Regions from separate parts of the Mus musculus genome. Here region 1 is linked to region 2. The links are chromatin loops, found by intact Hi-C in ENCODE. Cell type or tissue: left cerebral cortex. All regions are shown on one strand. Each heading gives the region's core, and the rest is flanking DNA. Links, peaks and the distances in the headings are about the cores only.

Region 1 (10,209 bases), core at 1,230-9,229, 69 kb before region 2:
ATGTGCACACGTGTTCCCTCGAGGCCAGTCGTTTTTTAGACTCTGACATTATTTCCCTGCTCTAGTGCTTTCTGTCTTGTGGAACTTCGCCCTCGGCCACACATTCCCACCATGATGTCATCTGCCATGTTTGATGCAACGGCAATAATCTAATCTCCTGTCTTTAGTAACATCAGAAACATTTACATGCCGCACAGTCAGATATTTTATCACCGAAGTCCAAAATGGAGTAAGACTTAACACCAAGCAAGCTGTCTTCCTTGACCACCATTCCACTGGGAGGACACGTTGGTTGTTGTCCTGGCCCCTTTTTATTCAGACGCTTCTTTTAGTTTTAGGATGGCTCATAACACACAGTATTCTGGACTCTGAGACGAGGGGTTTGAGGCAGCTTTCACTGGTGCTGCACGGCAAAGGGGCACATGCAGTGAAAAGCGCAAACCTGGGTTCTGAGCCAAAGCTGCAGTGGGGCTGGAAAGTGCCACCCAGAAGCACCCTGCTTTTGATCTTGACTGAAGTTGTGACAACTGCACTTCCAGAAATCTTTCACTGTTACCAATTTATCTCAATTTCCACATTTAGTTATACGAACCCATATGGGATGTAGCCCATCGTGTGAGAGCTGTCCCATCGCTATAACGTAGTTACGACATTCCCATGTTTGATAGCTATAACATAGTTAAGGGGTACCCATACAATGTGCATCCCTTGGGCTTCTTAGTCCCCACACCAGACCATGAATCCTGACTCCGAGTTCTAACTCGAATCTGGTTACAGTGTGAGAAGCCCTTTCTTCACAGCCTCTGATGGGCGCGGACTCACTTTCCTTCCAGCCCTCTCTGCTATTCTCCCCATCTCAAGTGCTCCTGGTGCCATGTCCGTGTCCTTTATTCAGTCCCTCTGGTATATTAGTCTCCTCTTAACCACAAAGCCTGGTACCTGCTGTTCTCCCTATCCACAATGCGCTTCCTATCATCCCTTGATTGTTCCTGGTTAATTTTCTCAGACCTCATCTCAAAATAAATAAATAAATAAATAAATAAATAAATAAATTTAAAAAGAAGAAGAAGAAGAGGTCAAGAAAGGCGTCTTGACTTCTGAGCATGAAATATCTCCTGTGCATCACTGAGCTGTGTGATATCACGGGCATTTCCCTCACAGTGCCTAGTGAGTGTATGTGTTTAATGAACATTCATCTTTCTTCCTAGGATGGAACTCTAGGAACACAGAGGATCCAGCTGATGGATTTTGTTCCCCTTTGTATTCCTTATAACACGGAGCCTGGGATCTCACAAGTAGCCAATGAAATGCATCCCTCTCTGCCTTTGTCTATCATCTAATAAATATTTATGGTGTCCTTGCTGAGTGCCAGGCACTGTGCTACAAGCGGGGCATTCACTAAGACAAGAACCAGTGTTTCTGCTCTCACATCTCTTATCATCATGTGAAAGAGGAAGCCAGTATGACTTTGCTACAGAAACCAGACTGTAGCTACCGAGGCAAATAAGTGACTAAGGCACACACAGCCATGGACAGTTAAGAGGGCTGATCAGGGAATTTCTATCTTCTTCCACTTAATATAGAAAACAAAAAAATGAGAAAGCCATGCCTGTGGGTGCATTTGAAAATACATGTGTTTGAAAATACACATGACTGCACAGAGGCCAGAGGTCAGAGGTCATCAGGTACCCTCCTTGCTTGCCTTCCACTTTATCTTTCGAGACAGACGGAGCCGTACACTGAACTTGGAGCTCACTGACTTGGCTGGGCGCCCACTGAGCTCCAGGAGTCTGGCTCAGCATCCCCATAACTGGGGACCACTCTACCCAGCTTGTACATGCCTGATGAGGACCCACTCCTGCTGTGTGGCAGGCACTTGACCTCTAAGCCATCTCTCCTGCCCCTAAAAATACCTTTGAGTTTTATCATAAAACACACAACTCACCCATTTGAGTTATACATGGTCATGGCTTTTAGTGTAGTCAGAGATGTACAGGTATGGAACTTTCCAGAGACACTTTGATTACTCACCCTTCAAAGCACTTCATCCCCCACATACCAGTGGTTCTCAACCTTCCTGATGCTGTGAGCCTTTAACACAGCTCCCATGTGCTGACCCCAACCATAAAGTATTCTAGTTGCTACTTCATAACTACAATGTTGCTACTGTTGTGAATCACAATGTAAACATCTGTGTTTTCCAATAGTTTTAGATGACCCCTGTGAAGGGTTGTTTAACCCTCGAAGAGGTTGCAACCCACAGGTTGAGAACTACTGCCCTAGACGAACACCTGCATCTTTCTCAGCCCAGGGTAATGATGAATCCACTTCTCTGAGCATCCCATATTTACGGAATCATACAATATTTCCAATTTTGTGATTAGCTCTTTTCATTTAGTGTATTTTCCAAGGCTTATTCAACCCGTAGCTTGATTTCTCTCCCTCATCACCCTGTCTGTCTTTCAGTCTCACCCTGTCTGTCTTTCAGTCTCACCCTGTCTGTCTTTCAGTCTCTCGAACCTCAGGTTCACTATGTAGCTGACAATGAGCTTGATCCTTTTAGGTCCGGGCCGCCCAGCTTCCACCTCTTTTTAGCTCTGAATACTATTCCATCCTATCATGTGGAGCTTGGGGTTTTTGGTTGTTTGCTTTGGTTTTGTTTTCTACGGCCAGAAAAAGGAAGCTACTGCACCTTTAAAAAAAATCATAGCCAAATTCAGTTTGTCATGTTTCTAGAAAAAGGTGACTGTAAGTAAATATTGGCTGAGCCTTACAAAGATGGCAGTCATGTTGAGAAAGCTGCTTTTTATGACTGAACGTATTCACTCAGCTCACTAGTCTATTTAGTGTTTCTGACTCACAAACGGAAGTGATTCTATTTTGGCATCCTCCGTCTTTCTCTTGTTGGGTCTCTGCTGACTTGCTGTGCTAAATTATGCAAGTTACTTTAACTGTTGATTTAACTCCCGCATGCTCTGTAAAATGAGCCCAGTCCAGCCTGCTTGTTTGCCAAGGCTGTTTGGAGACAATTTTTCATATGCTATGCATCATCAGCTCCCACAGAAGGCAGAAAGAATTTGATGTGTGGGGGTTGTCTGGGATCCAGTCCAAAATTAGTGCTCATCTGGAAGAAACATGGACGCCTGGTGCTTGCTTGCTGGCCTTATTTGTTTTCACTTAGGGCTTTCCCTCTAAGGAACTTTGCAAAATTTATCACTTTAGTATTTTTTATATATATATATAAGGTTGGCTTTTTCTTTTGTAAAAAGACTGAAGTGGGAAAAGCCTTCTGATGCCTTCTATTAGTGAACTGTGTATCAAAGAGAGCAATTTGTCTGACCTAGTTTGATGACCTGGGGAAGGATTACCTCTAACATCCAGAATTTGTCCCTCTCCTCCCACTCCCCTCCCCTTCCCTCCCCTTCCCTCCCCTCTCCTCCCTCTCCCCTCTCTCTGGTCCCTTAACAACTCCCAAGACTGGCCTCTTTAGGCCCCTGCTTGGGATGTGAAATCCAACCAGATTTATCATTCATGTGCTCACGCAATATGCTTTTGTGCGATTTGCAAAAGAACATAACAGCTCCTCCCTTTGAAATGCTTGCTGGCCTACAGTGGCAATAGTAGGTCAGGCAAACGTGTGCACTCACTCCAAGAGAGGCAAAAAACCGGACGTTCTGAGGGCAAAAAACGGGAGCAGAGGTTTCCACTATGTGGGGCAGTCTGGAGACTCACTGGGCTGAGAGGAGAGATAGAACTTTTAAAGGTGGGAAGGAAACAGCATGTCAATGCTCCCAGCTGGATTCCTCAGACCTCAGACCACAGTCACCCGAGGTGTGAGCAGCAGCTGTAAAAACTAAACTTGCACAACTACGAGGGAGGTTTTTCAGGCTACACACGGAATCCGTTCTTGGCCATTTAAACCCAACCTGGAAGACAATAAAGGCCTTGGCAAAGTGCACACTTACACTAGTTAATGTAGAAAGACAGACTGGCCAGAGGAGAGAGTTCACGCCTAGAGACAATGCAACAGGATGGTCCATAGGTCCAATCGAGGCAAAAGGAATGGAAAAGAGGTGACTAAGTGCTTCATCAGGCCTTAAAATCTAGGTGTGGGGAAGGCAGTGGGAATACCTCTTGGGTCAGGGCTCTTTACTCCGAGGGGCACCGGGAGGAGCTAGAGTTATAAACACCTCCTCCAGTGACGCCAGGTGGTCGGCTGCGTCTTCCGATTAGCTACTCCGGCCGCCAATCCCGCAGGAGGCGGCGCTGTCCCGGCCGCTCGGAGCTCCGAGTGCGGTCGGCGCGGGCTGAGAGCCGGGGAAGCCGGCGGAGCCGGGTGACTGGCGAGCCGGAACATCAGGCGCCGCCGCAGAGGTAGGCAGGTGGGCAGAGCGCGGGGTCCAGCGTCCTCGGGGACCGAGCCTCCCGGGTTCCTTACCCCGGGAACCAGGGCGTCCTGGGTTGCCGGCGAGGAAGGGGTCGGCGGGGTCGGCGGAGTGGGACAGGGATGCAGCGCAGGACGCCTCGCGCCCTGGCTCGGCCGGGTCCCGGGTCGCCCGCAGGAGCTGGCTGGGGACGGCTCTACGTTCCTCGGGCTCCTGTGACGTTCTGTTAGAAAAGCAGGGCCCCTGGCTTGTGGTACCGCTGGGGGTCGTCGGGTAGGGGAGCTGCGGGGCAGCCCCGCGTCCCCGCGCGCCTTGGGTCCCATCGGCGATGCAACAGTTCGGCCTGCGCTTCTGATGAGCCGTGCTTTGAGGGGACCCCGGGACCACAGTTCTCCAGCTTTTCATTTTTAACACCTCTGCTTGCCCGACCGCCCGACGCCAGAGCGCCCTAAGGTGACATACCCCGAAACGAATCTGTCCCCGGAGGAGTTGAGGCACCCTGCCTTGCAAAAACTCTCCTCTAGCCCGGCTACCTGAGGGTCACTGGCTTCTTTGTGAAAGTTCCAGTCTTTGCAAGCCTGGACCTCATAGGCTGTGTGTGTGTGTCCAGGAGGAGTGTGGAGGAGAAGGCTGTTCTGGGCAGTGCCGCTGAAGGGCAGGCATGCCCCAAGTAGGGCTAGGTGCTAAGGTTCTTTGAACAAGCATGCTTCAGCCTAGTTAAAGACATCTTTTCTGCATTGGGGGTAGGCAGGACATAACCTACAACCCAACTGTTCTAAAGAATATATAGGCTTTAGGGGATTATCTAAATTCCATCAGTGTGAGTCTAGGTAGTAACTTTCCTTCTTCCCTCCCTCGCTCTTTCCCTCTCTCCCTTCCTCCCTTCCCAGGACTTTAGTCTTTTCAAACCTCTCCCACCCCCTTTTAGGAGCTGGAAAAGAAACAGGAAGTCAGAGATTCAGAGAAAAGAGCGTTCACTCCACAACTATAAACAGTTTATTTTGTGCCAGTAAATATTTCCGAAGTCACTGGAAGTCTTTGGAAAACCTCAGTTTTTGTCTGCCCCCTGCAGAGAAGGTAGATCCCCTTAGAGTTCAAAACTTAGAGAGGACATTTTTAGAAGTGGAAGCCATACAGTCCTGTCACTAGGGACGTTGAAAGTGTTGAGAATTCCCATTCTTAGCCAGCCAAGGTGGAGCTCTGCTGGGTTACAGCTGCCTTCTACCTAGATACAGAATTACAGAGGGACCCAGGACGCCTCTTGTCTGGACCTTGAGCTATCACAAAACCAAACTGAAGTCTTGAATTTCTTTTTATTATGACCTGGTTGTTGGGCACCAAAGATGTCAGATGCATGTTTGGTCATCTTTAAGCTTTTCTACTTCATCATAAAAATGTATAATTACAACAACTAAAGACAAATAGATGTAGTTAACTTTGAATTTTCTTGTATTGTTACCTAGGTATCTCTACCTGGCAAAGTGTAAGAGATATGTACTGTACTTTTCGTAGTTGGGGTTAACAGTTACTTCTCTATTATTTGAGTTATTGGTGAGATTCCTGGCAGGGATAACAACTAATAATAAATGGTTAAATCTGTAAATGTGTTCTTAGTATATATCCATTTTTGTTTGTATATATTCTTTTTAATTGGGATATAATTCACAAATCATAAAATCGACCCTTTGACAGGGGATTGGGGCATATTTGCGCAGTTATCACTATCCAGTTAGAGAATAGTGTCTTCCTGCCCACTAAGAAACTCTAGTCCAGTGCTTCTCAACCTGTGGGTCGAGACCTTTTTGGAGTAGAATAACCCTTTCTCAGAGGTCACTTAAAACAATCAGAAAACACATGTATGTTATGATTCATAACAGTAGCAAAACTGTAGTTATAAGTAGCACACCACACGAAGCCCGTCTCGGGCCAGTTCACCCCATAGCTGCTGCTGTTCCTTGGTGGTTACCCCTTAGTACCGCTCTCTCCAAGATCCTGCTGCAGCAACCGCGTCGTGCCAGACCTCACCCAACTTGTCCCCAAGAACACTTCAGTCCTTGTGCTTCTACTGCACAAGGCTCAGCTGTTCACCCTGACACCTTCATGCCTTCAAAACCATCTGGGTGACTCTATACATTACCAAGTTTGTCCGCCAGCATGAGATGCAGCCTTGGCTTTCTCTGGACCACAGCTTCTGTGCGCTGACTCTGAGGACATATTCCCAGTAAAATTTACCTCAGTATTGCTGGTCTCTAAATCGCTGGTAAAATCTCAGCTCTAGCTAACCAGCATTGATTGCCCAGGTAAAGCAAAGGTCTTACTTCAGGGGCTCTGGTCCCTTCTATCAGGCTGATTCTTCAACCCCAGCTGTCCAGATTCTTAAACCAAAGTATCGAATGATCCCAATAAAGTTTTTAAGGTACTCTGTTAGTGGCAACTTGTAATTTTTTGTTGCGGTTTTCCTCCTTAGCCCAGCTAGCTCCCAAATAATTGAGACTGCACTATTCTATTTCTTTAACAAGCTTTAAGGGCACACCAGCCAGGCAATATCACTCTATTTTAATCCTCTCAGCTAATCTGGATACTTCCTAGTCAGAATCCCAGTGATGCTTGCATTTTAGCACCGATCTGGCGATCTGGGCTCTTCATGTTTTCTCATGGTGTCTCCTTGACTCTCCCCTTGTGGAATCCCCACTTTCTCTCTTTCCTTCCCTCTTCCCCATGCTGGGAAGAAGTCCAACCCTATTCTCTCCCCTGCTCAGTCATTGACTGATCATCCTTTTCATTGACCAATCAGAGAACAGATGAGGAGCAATGCCTACACAACGTTGAGGCCAGAGATACTTAGAATAAGGACTGCAATCAGATATGGGGGGTCCAGAAATCAGCATTTGAAAAATGCAAGGATAATTTTTACATGGTGCACAATAACGTTATGCCTACTGTACTCTCAAACTTCCTTCTGGAACTTCACAAGCCAGGCCTCCAGTGTCTTTATCACTTGCAACATTGTCATCTCTCAGGCTCCCAAGAACAGCTTGCTGAGCTCTGAGCGCTCAATGGCTTTTCCAAACTCTTTGCACAACCCTCCTTAAAAAAAACAAATCAAAACAAAAACAAAACAAAACAATAATAACAAAAGCATAGCTTGGGAGCAGATGTAGAGAACCATTAGGCCAAACTCAGAGAACCCCACAGAAGAGGGGTCAGAAGGTTTGTAGGAGGCAGAGGGGTCAAAGACACCACAAGAACCCAGCCCACATAATCAACTAAGCAGGGCTTTTAGGGACTCACAGACATTGAACCAACAAGCAGGGAGCCTGCTTGCATCTGAGCTAGGTCCCCGACATATATGTTAACAGTTGTGTAGCTTGGTCTTCTTGCAGGACTCCTAACAGTGGGAGTGGGAGGGTGTCTCTGTCTCTTTCAGCTGCTCCACAGACCTTTTTTCTTCTACTGGGTTGCCTTGTCCAGCCTTTATATGGGCGTGTGTGCCTAGTCTTATTGCATCCTGTTTATGGCATGTTCCATTGATGTCTCTGGTAGGCCTGCTCTTTTCTGAAGGGAAACGGAGGAGGAGGAGGAGGAGGAGGAGGAGGGGAGGGGGGAGGGGGAGGAGGAGGAGAGGAGGAGAGGAGCAGATCTGGGAAGGTGGAAGAAGGACTGGGAGAAGAAGTGGTGGAGGGAGAGGAAACTGCAATTGGGATGTCATATATGAAAGAAGAATAAATTAAAAAAATATGGTCAGGTTGATTATAGCAATAGTACATGTTCTGGTCCAATTTCTGCCTTAGTTAAGGTTTCTATTGCTGTGATAAAACACTGTGGCCAAAAGCAACTTGGGGAGGAAAGGGCCTTTATTTATATTTATTTATTTATTTATTTATTTATTTATTTATTTATTTATTCATTCATTCATTCATTCATTCATTCATTTATTTATTTATTTATAAAGCTGGCAATGTATAGATCATACACTCCGTCTCTGAGGGGAGTCAGTGCAGGAACCTTCAGACAGGACTGAAGTAGAGGCCAATGAGGAATTCTGCTTACTGTTTTTTGTCCTCATAGCTAGCTCAGCCTGGCTTCTTACACAGCTAGTGACCGCCAGGGGTGGCCTTGCCCCACCCCCACGGCCTGAGCCCACCTACGTCAATCATCAGTCTAGAAAGTATCCTACAGCTTGCCTACTCAGGGAGGAATTTGCTCGGTTGAGGTTTGAATCAGGTTTCATCCTTGCATGGCAAGCACTTGGCCAAGCAAGCCCCTGATTTTGCCTACTTTTTTTTTTTTTTTTTTTTTCCATTTTTTATTAGGTATTTAACTCATTTACATTTCCAATGCTATACCAAAAGTCCCCCATATCCACCCACCCCCACTCCCCTGCCCACCCACTCCCCCTTTTTGGCCCTGGTATTCCCCTGTACTGGGGCATATAAAGTTTGCAAGTCCAATGGGCCTCTCTTTCCAGTGATGGCCGACTAGGCCATCTTTTGATATATATGCAGCTAGAGTCAAGAGCTCCGGGGTACTGGTTAGCTCATAATGTTGTTCCACCTATAGGGTTGCAGATCCCTTTAGCTCCTTGGCTACTTTCTCTAGCTCCTCCATTGGGAGCCCTATGATCCATCCATTAGCTGACTGTGAGCATCCACTTCTGTGTTTGCTGGGCCCCGGCCTACTTTTTGTCTCTGACTCTTTTACCTGCTTTTGGGACCCCCACCTTTTTTTTTCTCATACTGGGTTGCCTCATCCAGCCTGAATAAGAGTGGAGGTGCCTGGTCTTACTACAACTTGATATGTCGAGTTTGGTTGGTAGCCTGCCCTTTTCTGAAAAGAGATGGAAGAGGAGTGGGTTTGTAGGGGGAGGGGCAGAGGACAAGTTGGGGGGGGCAGGCTGGGAGGAGAGGAAGGGAGGGGCAAGTGCAGTCACAGATGTATAAAGTAATAGTAATAAAAATTAGAATAAGATTGTCCTCTTTTGTTTTGTGTTTGAGATGGGGTCTTGCTATGTAACTCTGTCTGTCCTGGAACTCACTGTGTAGACCAGGCTGGCCTTGAACTTATAGAGATCTGCCTGCTTCTACTTCCTTAGTGCTGCGTTTAAAGGTGTGTGCCGCTCAATCTGGAAGGTTGTTTGTGTTGCTGATTAAGTTGTTTGAATCGTTTCCATATTCTGGGCACATCTCTTCTCACATACCTGATTTTCAAATCTTTTTCTGTCGGTCTGTAGGCTATTTTTGCAAGTTCTTCATTGTGTCCTTAAAGGCCCATAATTCCTAAATTTTTGATGAGGTTCCATGTATCTATTTTGCGATTTCTTAGAGCGGTGGGTTACATTTAAGCCTTTGATACATTTAATGCTAATGTGTGTATCTGGGATGAGGGAAGGGGACCACATTCGTTCTTCTGCATCTGGCTAGCTAGTTGCACCACTTCATATCCTCTTTCCTGTTCAGTGGTCTTGGTCCCTTTTCAGAAAGAAATTGATTGTAATCACAAGGTTGTATTTCTGGACTCAACCTTATTCACTAATGTCTCTCTTCATTTAACTATCTTGGGTACTGTAGCGCTTTGTATCTAGTTTTGAAGTTTGAATAAGTGACTCTTTAAGCCCTTCAAGCTTGTTTTGGTCCCTAAGGTGAATTTTAGGATAGTTTACCAATCTCCCCCACACCAAATCAGTTGGAATATTCAGTTACTGCATTACTCAACCATTTGAGTCCTGTCAACTGCACAGATTGCAATCCATCCACGCTCCATGTCTTCATTTCTTTAGACTGATATTTTCTCTTGATGACATGTAGTTTTCAAAGTACCAATCTTG
Region 2 (10,209 bases), core at 1,550-9,549:
CTTGTATAGAATCGGACAGTGACAATTAGTTCTCCCATGAACCTCAAAGAGGGAAAGCTATTGTTGACCAGAGGCACAGTTCTGCCAAGTGTTATCAAAGATGGCTGATTCTCATCTCACCCAAACATAAGTCTGCTAAATTTAAATCAGGCTCTGAGATATTCTAAATTCAGACACTTTGCTTCTGACATGTTTCAATAACATTTGTTTGTGGTGGTGGGATTATTTTGTTTGTCTTTTTCTAAGTAGCCCTGGCAGTCCTGGAACTCACTTTCTAGACCAGGCTGGCCACAAACTTAGATCTGCCTGCTTCTGCCTCAAGTGCTGAGATTAAAGTTTGTGCGCCCCCACTGCTGGCCATCCACTGTATTATATTATTATCGTTAATCAGTATTATCATATCATCATCATTATGACTTTGTCTTGCTCCTGTGGAGGGTAAAAATTTGTCTAGAAAGGTTCCATGGTTGATGCTGTCATTGAACCGGGGATGCCTGAGTTTAAATGGATGAATCAGAGAAAGCTCTGTTGTAGAGCATGACTGTAAAGAATTGATTGGAAAGCCCTGAAATTTTGGGGGAAATTGGCAACACAGTTAATTTGAGACTGGAATGCTGTGAGTTCGTGGAAAAGGGTCACGTGCAGCCGCAGGAGTTGGTGTAGAATTCTTCTCATTTGTTTATGGTTCGTTGCGTCACTTCTCTCCATGAACATCCCCTCTTGCACTGTTAACTGTGCGTGAGTTCACCGTCACCTTTAACCTTCCTGTTCAACAGCCTAGAGCTTGTCACACAGAGGGGAGAGAAAGAACATGTGACAATTACAGATATAAAACCACAACCCTAGATTTAACAGTATGAAGTGTGTCAGACCCACGTGAGAAGGACTCAGTGGCCGACATTCTCAGACAGTGGCTAAAGGATTCTCCATTTCCTTGAAACCAGACACTAGGTGAACCATGTGCACTTCCCTGTCAGTAGCGATGCTTGACTGGACAGGACTAAGTCATCATGACTGCCTCTCTGTATCCCCTTCCAGCTGGCCACAGAGAAGCACACATACTATCTGACGGCGGATTCTCCCAATATACTGGAAGAATGGATCAAAGTGTTACAGAGCGTTCTGCGAGTACAAGCTGCGAACCCTCTTTGCCTGCAGCCTGAGGGCAAACCCGCAGTAAAGGGCTTGCTCACCAAGGTAGGACCCTTGTCCTCGGCAGCATCCTAGGCTGCTGCTTTGGTGAGTGCGATGCATCATGAATGGTGAAGCTCAGATAGTAAATCTATATCTAATATTCTGTTTGGGGGTAAGATAGCTCAAAGTGCTTTCTGCCAAGCCTGAAGGTCTGAATGTGTGTGTGTGAGTGAGTGAGAGAGAGAGAGAGAGAGAGAGAGAGAGAGAGAGAGAGAGAGAGAGAATTTGTGCATGAGAGACTTCACAATACATCATGACATACTCCTATTGCACTAAGTACTTACATGTGGGAGATGGTTCTCATCTTTAACCTGAGGGTTCTGAGGTTAAGTGCAGACCACTAGACATGGTGTTAAGCACCCACCAGCCCTGAGCTTGTTCTGTGAGACAAAGGTTTATCAACAAGGCTAGCTGGTCAGAGTCCTGAGGGATCAATCCTCTTCCACACAAGGGGATTAAAAGCACACACCACAGTGCCTGGCTTTTTCTCTGGGTGCTGGAATAAACTCAGGTCCTGATATTTAATAGTATGCACTTCACCTTCTGAGCATGCCTCCCCCAGCCCAAATATCAAATATTTTAAAAACACATCCATTTGGGGGTTGGTGAGATGCTAGCTCAGCAGATAAAGGCACCCAGGCCACGCCTCGGATGTAGTCTCTGGTATGAAGAGGACAGTTCTCACACACTGTCCTCTGACTCCACACATGTAGTGTAGCTTGTGCTTATCCATTGGGATGGATGGATAGATAGATAGATAGATAGATAGATGATAGATGTGATTTTAAGCATGTATAAAGCATTTTTAAACATTCCATCTGAGTCCTCTCTGTTGGAAGAATCTGTCTTCAGAAGTTTTCATTTGCAGGAGACTATAGGGACTTACAAAGGATGGAGTCCATATTCATTCAAATGTTTAAAACATCCTGTTGGTCACTTTTGAGAATGCATAGTAAAACATTCATAGTGATGTGCTTGAGTCCTGTTATGTTAAGAGGTGAAAACTGTATATCTACTACTCTGTCACTTGTATCTAATGATAACATGGGTAACACACTCAGCACCAAAAGTAAGAATTCACCAGTGTATTCAACAGGGACACGTGCTAGGGGTGTGTGTGTGTGTGTGTGTGTGTGTGTGTGTATGGTGAATGTGTGTGTGTGTGTGTGTGTGTATGGTGAATGTGTGTGTGTGTCTATGTCTATGTGTGTGTGTGTCTATGTCTATGTTTATGACTATGTCTATGTATATGTAAGTGTGTGCATGTGAATGTGTGCGTGTGAGAGTGCGGTGTATGCGTGAATATGTGTATGTGTGTGAGCTGCGTGTATGTATAAGTTAGAAGTTCAGGTCAAGTGTCTTCAAGTGCTGTCCACCTAGCTTTGTTTGTTTCTCTTACTGAGCCTGGAGCTGACAGGAGCTTAGACTGGCTGGCTTAGCAGGCTTTGGGGTGTTCCTGTGTCTGCACCCCTAGCACTGGGGTTTACATGGGTTCGAGGAGTCCTTCATCAGGGTCAGACAAGTGCAGCAAACACCTTTACTCAGTAAGTCACCTCTCCAGCCCATGCCTGCGTTTTAAATGAGCTTAAACAATGGAGTTAAATAACTCAGCCATTTGTGCTTGTGGGCAGGATGCGAAGATTTCTCTCCTGATGCTTAGGATTGTTTTTGTCAGGCAGGGTCTCACTATGTGGCCCTGGGGGGGCCTGTAACTCACTATGTAGACTGGCTGGCCTTAAACTCACAGAGATCCATCCACCTCTGTGTGCGCAGAATAGAGGTATGAGAGAGAGAGAGAGAGAGAGAGAGAGAGAGATGCCACTTTGGCACCTGATAATATTTTTACTAAGAATAAAACATAACAATTAAATATTACTAATACTATGCATATTGTGAAGACATTTATGAAGAACTTGACTGATTTAATTCTGGATCTTGTCCTTCAAAAGTTTCTTTAAAATCAGAGTCCTCCGGGGGGACATGGACACATGGATGCTGTTAACAGCTTGCTCACTGAGGAAGATGAATTTGTGGGAGGCATGATAGAGCCTAAGAATAGCTGAAGCCACGGCTCTCGTACACATGAGGCTCTAAACTATTATGGGAAACAAAACAGGAAGTCGAATTTAAGTGGTGGCCATCAGTAAGAGCAGCCTGGACTGGGGTTAGGAAGTGGACAGGATTTTATAAGTATCCAGATGAAGGGTGGGACTAGGTAAGAACGCTCGTGAGGAAGGAGCAACGTTCAGGAGATGGGCAGGCGGATTGGGGACATACTGATGCTTTGGGTCCCAGAAGGACACCTAACCCAAGGAGCAGCACAGGCTAGCAAGGTGGCTCAATCCAGCCGGCAACCTGAGCTCAATTTCTGGAGACATTACCTCACACAGTTATCCTGTAACCTCCTGGTGAACGGCATAGCACTGTGTGTTCAGGAGGAGAAAGCTGGCGAGACAGGAGGGCTTGAGGACTTGGCATTATTTAAGTGACTGTTAGCAATGAAGATAAGAGAAAGCACCCAAAAAGGACATACTGTAGGTATTGAGCGTAGGGAATGGAGAATGGAACGCTATAAAACGGAAGGCATGTAGGGGCACGGGTGAAAAGTCCAAGAGATCAAGAAAACCGAGGGGTGGAACCCTTGGGCAGGAGTTGGGTCATGCCTGACATGCTCTGGGAGGACAGCACATTGCGGAGGGATGGAGGGGAACTGGGAGGCCAGTGTAGCATGCGAGTTTATAGACTGTCTAGACTCTCCAGTACTTCAGAAGGCATCCAGCTGGGGGACGTGGAGTCAGAGGAGAATGGGAAAGACATGTGCCTGGATTTACAGGCTGAAGGAAGACGCCAGGAGACCTGGGAGATTCAGATCCAGAAGTGAGTGGGTGAGAGTCGGGGTAGGGCACAGTGGAAGGATGTGAGGAGGGCTGCAGACGAACATCTGCATTGGAGGGACATGGAATGACGTCACTTCTAATGTCCTTGGTTTTCTTGGTCTCCCTAAGACAAAAGTCTTTGCTAAAAGTGGGAAAGGGGTTGGCTGTGGTCACTAGAAATGTGGTGTAGCCTGAGACACGTGGGACTTTACATGCATGGCTGAGGCCTCACTGAACTGTAATGGTTGCAGTTCATGTCAGTAATTTGTCTCTGGTGTCTCCAGTCAGTGCACATGTGGGAGGCAGAGATGTTAGAGTGTGGGGTCAGGAGCATCTTATGTAAATTTTAAATATGAAATAGATTTGGAAGAATTTCTACAGCAAACACCCATATTTCCATCACCTGGATTCTAGAATTGATTTTTTTTAACGTGCTTTACTGCCTGCGTGTCGAGGTGGTGGTGTGAAGTGTGCGGTTTTTATTATAAAATTTCAAACATACAAAAGTAAAGGCTGTACAGTCCCCTCACCATCTGTCGCGACAGTCATCAGCCATGGCTAAAACTGTTTCCGGATACCCGCCCACCAGGGGTTCTCCTTCTCATGCCCTCCCCTGGGCTAGGCAAAGGCCTGCAGAGGTGAGGTCTGCAGAATGGATTTGTTAGGAGCTTATGAGTGCAGTTGGGTCACGGCCCTGGAGCAGGGATTGTCTTATGATCAAATCGCAGGTCGGCAGAGAAGGAGGAGAGACCAGGCAGGAATGAGACACTGGAGACGTTCAGATGGGGGGAAGGGGGCCTGGGATGGGAAGAAGGTCAAAGAACAGTGATGGTGTGAATGAGAGGGCCAGGGAGTGGGAGGCAGTGGCGGTCAGCGGCTGCAGGGTGTAAGTTACAGAATCCTTTCCCCGTGGAGAAGAAAGACGTAGGGTGTGAAGACAAGGGCTGGGTGGGCAGTGTGAGAAATGACAGAGTTTACTGGAGATGGAAAGCTGAAGAGACTCTTGGACTGAGACAAGGGGGGAAAGCTGGTGAGCCACACTGCCTAGGCACGACCTGTGTGACCTGTACCTCCGTATCTGCAACTGTGAAATGGGAGATGGTTATAGAGACAACCCCCAAGGGTTAAAAACACGAAAGGGGTTTCGTTGAATCGTGTAAAGCGCGCTCAGGCAGTACCTGGCCCTTCAGAACTACTCAAGAATGGGAGGTTGTGTCGTAGGAGTTTCTTGTAGATACTAAAGTCAGCCAGGCTGGTGACAGGATTTTTGTTGGAGACACTATGGGGATAAGATGAGAGGACCAGGGAAGCTTGAGTTTTGTGTGTTGGACAGAGAATTAGAGTAAAATCTATTTTAACTACATTGATATGGAAAGCCTTTATTATCAAAGGTCAAAATTCAGTTTTTAAATTATTTGATCTGCCAATACATCACCATAAGGATTTGTCTAGTATAATATATTTTGTTAAAATGCTTTCGGATCCAGAGTTTGAAGAAATCCTAGTATAAGATGACTGCATAAAGATGGTCTGTGTTTGTATTTGTAAAGCACAGCTTCCAATCTCTCTCTCTCTCTCTCTCTCTCTCTCTCTCTCTCGCTCGCTCGCTCGCTCTCTCACTCCCCCCTCCTTCTCTCTCTCTCTCTCCCCCCCCTCTCTTTATTTTGGACACAGGGTCCCTCTGTGCAGCTCAGGCTGGTCTAGTATTAGCTAGGTGTCCCAGGCTGGCCTCCAACTCCATAATCCCGCCTCTCCCCCTGAGGGCTGGCATTACTCAGCTGAGTCGTCAGACTTTGCTCCAGTGTAAAGCACAGCTTTATAGTATTAATAAAGGACCCCACTTTTGGTCTGGATGTAGTCATTGTTCTGTCTTAAAAATAAATCCTTTCCAAGTACATGAATTAGACTCTAGTTTTGAAGAACCTTCTTTCGGAGCTGTTTAAAGAAAGAGGAAACAGCCCTGCAGCGTACTGTTTAAAAGCCCAGGATATTCCTCTGTAAATACATGTTTCCAAATTTAATTAAACTGAGGGGTGTTGTGCCAAATGCAACATTTGGTTGTTGCTGTTTCTCAAGGAGCATTCTAAATCCATCAAAACATTAGGCAGAGTTATTCATTTAAACCATAACTTGGAATGCTGCAGGCTAGCTGGTTTTTGTGGTTTTAAGAGAGGCCATGTGTTTGACTCTTTATATAGTGAGGAAGGAAACATTCATTGCAGTCACTATTATATTTTGATTTTATGTGTTGTCTCCTTTGGTCAAACGATAGCCCGGGTTATCCTACGTTGTGACAGGGTAAGTCACTTGCCTGAGGGTACTGGAGCATGAATGTGTTTGTCTGTGTGTGTGTCTGTGTGTGTGTGTGTGTGTGTGTCTGTGTGTGTCTGTGTTTGTGTGTGTGTGTGTGTGTGTGTGTCTGTGTTTGTGTGTGTGTGTGTGTGTGTGTGTGTGTGTGTGTGTGTCTGTGTTTGTGTGTGTGTGTGTGTGTGTGTGTGTGTGTGTGTGTGTCTATGGGTGTCTCTCTGTGTATCTGTGTCTCTGTATGTGTGTGTTTGTGTGTCTGTGTGTCTGTGGAGTGGGAATAATGGGGCTTCATCTTAAGCTTGCCCACTGGTAGGACTGGGTCTCTTCATGTCCTTGGAGAGTGGAGGATGTTGTGGGGTCTGTGTGGGTGGACCTTGAATACCTGTGCCGAGCAGGACTAGTGCGGATGGGAACTCACAGTCCAGAGCTGTCAAGGCTACCAGGTTCTGACCCTCACGGTACTCATCTGATCTGCGCCTGACCCTAGGCCAGCAGTTCCCAACTTTCCTAACGACGCGACCCTTTAGAATAATTGCTCATGGTGGGGTGACCCCAACCATAAAGTTATTTTCATTGCTACTTCATAACTGTAACTTTGCTGCTGTTATGAATCAGAATATAAATATCTGATATGCAGGATATCTGATATACAGACCCTGTGGAAGGGTCTTTTGACACCCCGCCCCATAAGGTGTTCTATCCCACAGGTTAAGAACTTCTGTTCTAGCCTGCAGCTTTTCATGTGACACACAGCAGACTCTCCGGAATCATTGCATGGTACACTGTAAAGCTTCCAGTCTGTGCAGTGCCATCAGCCACTGTCACAGGCAAATCTTGGGCAGCGTTTAAGCAGATGACCACTTCCGTCTTGAGCCAGCATTTGTGGAGCCTCACAGAGAACATGTAAACTATACTGCAATTTTCCAGACTTCTGAACCACATTTTAATCCATTGCAATGTAATTCCAGGTGAAGCATGGCTACTCTAAGAGGGTCTGGTGCATGCTTGTTGGAAAGGTCTTGTATTATTTCCGCAATCAAGAGGATAAGGTATGTACCCACTCTAATATCCCAACGAGAGAAGGAATTTTGCATGTGCTAGCTTAAAAAGCTTTTCTTTTTGGCTTTTCTGTTGCTAGGGGAAACGGTAGACTTTTTGGTAGCTTGGTGTCATCTACATTTATTTCTTTTTTTATTAGATATTTTCTTTATATACATTTCAAATTTCAAATGCTATCCCGAAAGTTCCCTATACCCTCCCTCCACCCTGCTCCCCTACCACAGTAACCTGCTTGGCCTTTGCTTTAAACTTTGGCTTAGTAGCTTGTACCTAACGTACTTCCTAAGAACTGGAAGAGCAAAGCCTTGTTTTACTGCTAACATTCCTTAACAGCTTTCCCCAGGGTTCTGCCCAATTAGAAGAAGCTACAGGGTTTGAGCAGCTCGGCTGTAGGGTCTTGGATGCCTGGATGCCTCTTACCAGTCCATCCATTTACGTGTTATATCCTGTCTATTCATTTTTAAACTAATATCTGCCTCACACCCAAGAACTGGAGTAATCCTCACTCTGAAAGTAGAAAGATAGGCCATCTACCCAAGGTAAAAGGGTCACAGGTCATTGTGGACACTCAGTCACCTTGGTGTTACCACAATTACATGAATTTAGCCAATATCGATGAGCCTCAAGCTCGTATAGAATGACGGTGTCAGCAGCCTGTGGCTGGTCAGTTAATGACCCTAGACTCGGTCCAGTGACCACGTGGGTCAGTTATTTCCCTGGTCCCTTTTCTCAGGCTGTATTCTCAGGTCTACCAGCTGGATTTAACATTCAGGCCATTGTTCTCTCATTGCCGGTGGCGTGGGAGTTAACAGTCACAGCTGTTAGAAAGATGTGTCCAGAGGAGCAAGGAAGAGCTTGCATGGCAGTGCTGCCTGAAGCGTTAGGCCCAGTGCAGAGCGACATTCAGCATTCCCTGCTAGACTGATGTTCAGAAAAAATGGGCATTAAAGTTCCGATATGGAATTGGGGCACAGTTTTAGAGCAGTTCAGTAAGTGAATTTATCTTTAGAATAAATTGAGGGGATAGAGGCCAGGGACTGGATGCTCTTCTAGAGGACCTGTTTGGTACCCAACACCCACACTGAGACAGATGCTCGCAGTCACCTGTAACTCCAGTTCCAGGGAATCTGCCAATCTCTTCTGGCCTCTGCTGGAACCACAGACATGTAACATAACATAGACAGACAAACACATACGTATAAAATAAAAATCATTTTTTAACACTCAAATACATTCCATGTGAAAGACAGTATGTTTAATTAAGTAGTCCTTAGTATTAACCAGCCACCAGGTAGATTTAGCACAAGATAATATTTATTCATTAAGGCGTCTCTGGAGTGCCATGTTCCACTGCCTCCAACTTTTACTCTGAGTAAGACAGGACACACTGGAGGATTTTGAGCAGAGCTGCCACAGTCTCATCCTCTTTAACTTAGGAACAGGCTGGAGGGAACAGGGAAGATTCTAATCAGGAGACTGGTAGACTAATCCAGTCCGAGACAGCTGTGGTTGGTGGAGGCGCTAATCAGAAACAAGCATATATTCTGGAGGTCTTGTAGATGAGAACTTATGTCAGCAAAGTAAAAGGGTCAGCAGTACTGTCAGCGTTTTTGGCCTAAACTTTTGGAAAGATGACATCACTGAGGGCAGTGGAGACAGCTGGGGGAGCAGGTGGCTGAGGGAGACGCCGAAGGGAGCTTGAGATGCTGCTAGACATCCGGGTCCAGATCAGACTGGAGTTAGGCATCTGGGAACAGCTAGCATAGGCTGGGACTAAAGCCATGAGCTTAGATGAGATCACCCACTGCGTGTGTAGGTGGTCAGGACAGGGAGGCCAAGCACAGAGCCTTGGAATGCACCACGGAAGCGGAGGAGAGAGCGCACATGTCTTTGTGGTTAGGACTGGCTTTTTCAAAGAATTGCAGCCAGTACTTGGAAAGCTGATGCAGGGGGATGACTGCTGTACCTGCATGTATAGTAAGGCATTGTCTCAGCATCCTTCCCGGCCAAAAAGAAAAAAAAAAAGTAATCTCTGCAAACATTTTTGAACCTGGCCAAATATTTTAGGAGCTATAAATCTGAAGAATGCCCTGCAATGTCCTTAACTAGCATAGAAGTTTAAATACATACAGATCTACTAACTGGCGAGCAGGGGAGGCATGCTATGTTAGTAAAAGAAAGAGTAAACTTTAACAAAACCAGCTGTAGGAAGATTTGCCTACCCTTAAATTGCAGTGGAAAGAGCTACAGCCTTTCCCAGGGATGTGTGACACACTTTGATCAATGGTCTGAGAACTCAGGTCATCAATGGGGGTCTAAGCTAGCCTCTGTACCAACTGCCTCGTTATGTCTTTCTGTGGACAATCTGGAGCCTATGTCTACATTTTACCTCTTGATTGACTAGCTTAAACCAAACCACTCACCAATCTGTGAGGAAGACAGTCCACTGAGTATTTAGGCTGAAATATAACTGCATCCTGAGCCAGGAATCCGTCACCAGAGTGCATCCTGGTTATTTTTGCCTCAAGTGTTAAATGTCCAGTATTCACTCAGTGGTTTTATATCACAGTTAGGGTTTCTGCCTTTTGCTGTCATGTTGTGACAACATGGCCATGTTAGATTTCAGTGAGGTATTTGACTCTCAAAGCATGCCTTTTAAAGGAGAAGAGGAAAGGGCCGCAGTAACTTGTAAAGGAAGAGACAGACAGCACCTTCGCTCGAGTAACTGGCCTTCGCTTCAGTTCCCTCTAGGTCAGCTCAAACTCTGGGAGGC

What was found. Peaks named below come from ENCODE experiments on the same cell type or tissue, not always from the same donor. Only the 100,000 strongest peaks of a DNase experiment are listed, where the experiment ranks them.
Region 1: a loop joins it to region 2, with 2.5 times the contacts of the local background. A loop is called at or near these places in 3 of 42 quality-filtered maps.

Annotation. Positions count from the first base shown.
Region 1 is chr17:84,507,591-84,517,799 of GRCm38, forward strand. Plekhh2 (pleckstrin homology domain containing, family H (with MyTH4 domain) member 2) reads left to right here and starts at 4,305. Exons shown (of 30, transcript NM_177606.4): 1 at 4,305-4,374. In left cerebral cortex, for the core only: a CTCF peak has its summit at 4,254; DNase peaks (open chromatin) are centred at 2,965, 3,883 and 4,249; H3K4me3 peaks cover 1,488 bases; H3K27ac peaks cover 1,219 bases.
Region 2 is chr17:84,576,120-84,586,328 of GRCm38, forward strand. Plekhh2 (pleckstrin homology domain containing, family H (with MyTH4 domain) member 2) reads left to right here. Exons shown (of 30, transcript NM_177606.4): 15 at 1,039-1,197; 16 at 7,346-7,426; 17 at 10,178-10,209. Among named protein-coding and RNA genes, the nearest start is that of 4930500A05Rik, 29 kb to the left of the region's middle. In left cerebral cortex, for the core only: no CTCF peak of the experiment used is centred there; DNase peaks (open chromatin) are centred at 4,567, 6,100 and 9,203.